Regions from separate parts of the Homo sapiens genome. Here region 2 is linked to region 1. Evidence: chromatin loops called from intact Hi-C (ENCODE). Cell type or tissue: K562. All regions are shown on one strand. Links, peaks and the distances in the headings refer to the core of each region. The heading gives the core; the rest is flanking DNA.

What was found. A loop is a pair of places that touch in the nucleus more often than their neighbours do. Peaks named below come from ENCODE experiments on the same cell type or tissue, not always from the same donor. Only the 100,000 strongest peaks of a DNase experiment are listed, where the experiment ranks them.
Region 2: it touches region 1 in a loop (5-fold over the local background); 19 of 110 quality-filtered maps call a loop at or near these places.

Annotation. Positions count from the first base shown.
Region 1 is chr1:152,184,564-152,187,481 of GRCh38, reverse strand. No RefSeq gene overlaps it. Among named protein-coding and RNA genes, the nearest start is that of CCDST, 3.3 kb to the left of the region's middle. In K562, for the core only: a CTCF peak has its summit at 1,719; a DNase peak (open chromatin) is centred at 1,731.
Region 2 is chr1:151,932,942-151,935,859 of GRCh38, reverse strand. All of the region lies in intron 1 of LOC124904421 (a long non-coding RNA gene), which reads left to right. Among named protein-coding and RNA genes, the nearest start is that of THEM4, 25 kb to the right of the region's middle. In K562, for the core only: a CTCF peak has its summit at 1,666 (motif pointing left); a DNase peak (open chromatin) is centred at 1,659.

The sequences.
Region 1 (2,918 bases), core at 239-2,738:
TCCTACACTGCAGATTTTAGACTCTCCAGCTTCCATATTCACATCAGCCAATTCCTTGTAATAAATCTCTTTCTATAAATACACATGCTGTTGGTTCTGTTTCTGAGAAATCCTACTAATATGGTGGGTGATCTTAAATAGTCTTCCCTCTCTGACACTGAGTGGAGCTTCAAGGAGGACAGCAGAAGAAAGAGGGCTTGACTCCAGTATCCAAAGTGCTGAGGGCTCACCCTAGGACCTATTCACTGGGCATATTGCTGTAGCTTTACTTCTTCACTCCCCCTTCCCACCAGGTCCCTTGGATGCCAGGTTCTAAAGCACTCCCACTGCTCACTCTTCCTGGAAAAGGGCATTGTGGTGGAATGTTGAAGGAGCTTGGCAGCCAAATCAGCATATCCAGTGTCGTGACTCAACCCCTTCACAGCTCGCAACCTTAGTTTATCAAAGTCCCTTCCCTTCTCTGGAATTCCATTGTATCTGTATGATGAGAAGGCTTGATTAGGTGATGTCTAAGGTCTCTACTAGAGGTGAGCGCCTTTTCCCCACTCCTGGCCTCTTTTCACTCCTTTCTTCTCCTTGCCCCTGAGATGGTAGAAGGACTTAACTGGTTGGTAAATTTTGTAAGAATAATTGGCTTAGCTCTACTCTGCTTCTACTTGGGAACTGCAGAGATCCCTATGGCATAATAGGGACTTACTCTTAGGCAAGGATGCCCAGGCCTGTCATGATTAGGTGGGTAAGTTAGCCTAATTCTCAGTTCTAGTATGAGCAAGCCCCAGCTAGCAGACCTAGCGCTACTAATGTCTTACTTAATCACTATCAATAAAAAAGATGACATTTTGAGCACCACATTTTCTTTCTATTTTTCAGTACAGTTCAGAACAAGGGCAAAGAAATAAAACAGTTCCGTTTACTGAGATCCCTTTGCAGAACACAGTAATTCCTTCTAGCCCTTTCTAGCACTTATTAAACAAGACAATATAAAACATCTAATGAATAAATTCACACTAAAGGGCTAATATAACCCTTCATAGGCTATTTATACTTTAAAAAGCACTATAAGAAACAGAAAAAGGGCAGTGCTTTATGGTAGACATTATATAACTATACTACCTCAGTGGAAAGTATATTTTGGAGTAAGACCTTTTTCAGGGCCTCTCAAATTACACCCGTCTGTTCATCCGTCAACAGTTGTTAAGAAAGTTAAAAGTAGAGATTATGGAGTTAAATTGTCTGGGTGCAAATCCTGCTGATGTCCCTGACTAGCTGTGTGGCCTTGGGTAGGTTGTTTAACCTCTCTGTGCCCTAATTTTTCCATCTACAAGATGGGGATAATAGTAAGAACTTGAAAGACACTTGGTAAGCACCATAAAACTTCTATTGTGTGTAAGACACTGTGTTACTCCTAAATCCCCCAGGACTTTGCCTCTAGAATAAAATCTATAGAACCAAGAAAGGAAATTGATTGCAGAGGCCGTGGGAATGGTAAAATTAAATCAAATGTAAACATTTGGGCCAGTAACAAGGACGAATTTCTGGACAAACATGACTTTAAAAACAGGACTCTTTTCCCAGGATGAGCTCCTCAAACTGATATCAGATTGACTAGTTCAGCTTCCAAACCCAGGAAGCTCTTTTGGGCACTTGGGACACTCCTGAACAGCATGCACAGGGATTTGCTCCCTGATGATACTGAACGTAATTCCTCCAAACTGCCACCAGGTGTCTACAGACACTCACACACCCTCTGGCTCCTAAGTCAACAGATGGGTACTTTAACTGAGAAAGAAGTTACCAGCCCAAGGGCACGCGGTTTGTTAACGATGAACTCTGTGGTAGAACCCAGGTTTGTGTGGCTGGTTATTATTCAGTCTCAACTCCAAAGTGCCTCAGGGATAGAAGAAGCAAATTTCAAAGAAAGAATCAGGCCCAGGAGGAACCTGACATACCATCATACCTCTGCCTCCTTGAAGGATAACACGAGCCATCCCAACCATAAAAGGATCCTCTACTCCACCAGAAAAGAGATTTAAATTGCCCCTCAGTCTCCCTGAAGCTCAAGCCCAGGGTTTGGCGTTTTTCACTGCTTAGAAGTTTTTCTTGGCTCTGCCTTCAGATGTCAGCCCTGAAATTCTCAGCTTAGACCAGCAAGCCCAGATGTATTTCTTCCCTTTGCCTTTAATGGTCCTCTCCTGGTGAGCACAGAAGTAGTTTGGGCAGCATTCAGTGCAGAGCAGGGATCCCAAATGCAAACATCCTCTCTTCCCTGTCTTAGATCTAGCTGTTAACAAACCTAGAGGTAACTATATGCATCTTTCTTCTTGGTAAACACTGAGTACTTATAGCATGGAGTCCATCATTAGACACAAAGAATGTTCACACTTGCACTACACCTATGTATTTCTCTTGCTTACACAAGGGCACACTACCCCACCACCACTAAATCATAAGTTCCTTGAGGGAGGAACTCTGGCTTTCCTCCCAGCACTACACATGGCAGCTTACACAGTGAATGCTTGTTGAATTTGCCCCAGTGGTGACAAATTTGAGAGGCTTGTGTGGATTCTGTATGTGGGATTTTATGTTCATGTTAGATCATTGCCCCCTACCCTAAGGAGCTCCTACTTTGAAAAATGGCATATGTCTGTCTCCTCAGTGGCAATACGGGCTCTGGGTGTAGACACACATGGGTGGTATAATCCATGGCACAGGACCCTGGATCTTGGGATGAGGCTCAGGCTGAACAAAACTAAGAAAGCAAAGGGAGACATGGGTACAGAAACCTCCATAGCCTGGACCTCCCCTGACTCTATAGCTGCCCTAGGGTGTCATCAGATCCCCTTCTCATCTCTTCTCTTCCCCTTGCTTTCCCTCCACCTTTCTCTCTCTCTCCCCATCTCTCTGCTCCCCTCTTTGCC
Region 2 (2,918 bases), core at 182-2,681, 250 kb after region 1:
CAAAGAGAAAAATATATTGTGGCCAGGCACGGTGGCTCACGCCTGTAATCCCAACACTTTGGGAGGCTGAGGCAGGCAGATTGCTTGAGCTCAGGAGTTCGAGACCAGCCTGGGCAACATGTCAAAACCCCGTCTCTACAAAAAATACAAAAATTAGTTGGGCATGTTGGTGTGCGCCTAGCTACTTGGGGAACTAAGGCGAGAAGATTGCTTGAGCCTGGGAGGTCGAGGCTGCAGTGAGTTATGTTCATGCCACTGCACTCCAGCCTGGGTGCGAGACCGTCTCAAGGAAAAAAAAAATTGTTAAGTGCTCTACAACCCTTGTGATACCAGAAACCAAGGGAATATAAGTAATAGTCTTGTGATAATCTCCCGTTCTTTATTCTCCCCACTTTGTTTTCCCCAGCCCTCTCCATGATGAAGATGGCTGCAGTTTCCGTGGTTTCTGCTATGGAATGAAAAATCCTACAGGCAGAGCCCATGCTTCCTGCAGCTGCCAGCTCTGCCCTGCCTCCTTCCCCTCCCAGCTCCCCTGTGAGAAGCACTATCCTCAGAATGACTCAACCTCATTTTCCAGGAGGGTCTTAGAACTCATTGTACTTTTTTCTTGCAACCGTAAATTTTCTGCAGTTTGTTCACCTAAAGACTTTTCACATGACAGGTTTCTATGTCTTAGAACCTACTTTCTCTGATCCTAATCCCACTCAGGGGAGGACACAAATATTGCACTTCAGTCACTTTTAATGTGTCTGCTGTACAATACCACCTGGCAGAGTACCCAAAAAGCAACAACTCAAAATCTAGCCCACCAGATATTCCATGAGATTTGATGGTGATGAGCACTGCAGTCCAGGGTTCAAGGAAAGCTAGGATGGGTATTCCTCATGGTAATTTCTGAGCAACTTTGAGTCACTCAACGTATTTCATTGTCTTCTAGGCGTATTTAGTCTTTCTATTGAATGTAAGAACTGGACAGAGAGGTGGGGAGCATCTTATCGCTCACTTTGCAAAAGAGGAAACAGCTCTGAGGTCTCATTTTACGTATCTATTGACTATTTTATACTCAGTTTGGAAACAAAATGATAAATAATAGAGCAATCTATCACTTTGTAAAATCTAGAAGACTAAGCTTTGAAGTTCTTCCAAGTCCCTAATTAGATAATAGTCATCACTTAAAGAATAAACTGTTAGGTATTGAGATAGATATAACCTGTTCATTTATTGACGAATATCAGCCTAAAAGTTTACCAGGAAATAATTTAAAATGTATAAAATCTTCCTAATTACTCAAAGGAAATTTATAATAGTCAAAAATTTTACCTACTAACCAAAAATCCAGAAGATTCAGGACAAAAATAAATGGAAGAATAGATAATTATCTAAATACACTTGTGGAGGTCAGAATAATGGGCCCCCAAAAAGGTCCAAGTAAGTCTCTGGAGTCTGTGAATACGTTACCACACATGGCAAAAGGGATTTGCAGATGTGATTAAGTAAGGATCTTGAGATGGGAAGATTATCCTGGATTACATGGGCAGGCCCAATGTAATAACAAGGGTGTAGGGTGCAAGGAAGAAAGGTGCGGAAGAGTTACAGAAAATGGGACGACAGAAGCAGAGGTAGTTTTACAATTGCTGGCTGAGGGACCAAGCCAAAGAATGTGGGCTCCCTCTAGAGGCTGGAAAAAGGAAGAAAACAGATTCTTCCCTAGAGCCTCTAGGAGTACAGCTCTGCTGACACCTAGATTTCAGCCCCCTGAGACCCACTTCAAATTTCTGACCTCCAGAACTGTAAAATAATAAATTTGTGTTGCTTTAAGCCATTAAGTTTGTAATAATTGTTATAGCAACAAGAGGAAACTTATACACACTCTTTTGGCTCTTTCGGGTTAATGTGCAGTTTTGGTGACAACATACTGATCAAAATTGTCAACAAATTATGTGATCTCCCCCTTGTGTATAGTCAGTGGTATTATAAGGTAATTTCAAAAGAAATGGAAGAAAAAAGTTTTTTAAATAAATGGAAAACAGTTACTATTAATATAGTCTGATTGGAAAGGTTAAAACCACTTGGAAAGGTTAAAACTTTATGGAACATATAGCTGCAAACAGTTCCACACAAAAACAAAAACAAAAAAGGCTACAAGAAATCTGGTGCTATTCCCAATGCCTTTCTACACTAGCTGGTGAAATGTCACAGTTGTCAGTGGACTATTACCCATGTTTAAAGCCCATCTCTCCTCTTGCAGAGAACCCAGACTTAGAATCTCAAGCAAAACAATGGCTTGCATTTGAGAAAGAATGTCTAATAAGAAAACATTTATATTGTTGGTGCTGCCTCTCAATATCTATCAAAAAACTTTATGCAAGATTATCTGAAGTATATATAAGTCACAGTACATGTTTCTCTGAGGCCAGATTACCAGAAAGCTGAATAACTGTACTATATTGTTTTGCCCCCTCTGCTGGGTCGCCTCCATTCCCTTTGAATTTCTTTCACTGAAATTTGATGCCATCAGCTTAATTAAGAGACATTACATGGTTTAGCCCTGTGAGACTTTTGTTGTCTTTACAGTTAGGATTCTTTGAGGTTGTTATTTGTTGTATTACATAGAATCCCCTCCATGAAAACCCTTGCATAAATCCATGTGTTAAGGTGTCTGTACCAGAAACAGGTAAGCCGCTTCTAAGCAGAGGGTCATTCTTCTTTTTAACGCTCACAGAAATATAATACACATGGCACTACACAGCTGTCAAAAGCTATGGAACTATACAACAAAAAGAATGAGCCCTAATGTAAGTTAAGGACTTTGGTTAAAATATCACTGCTGGCTCATCAATTGTAATAAATGCACTACACTAACGCATGACATTGATAATAGAAGAAGCTGTTTGGGTTTGAAGAGGGTAGGGGTAAAT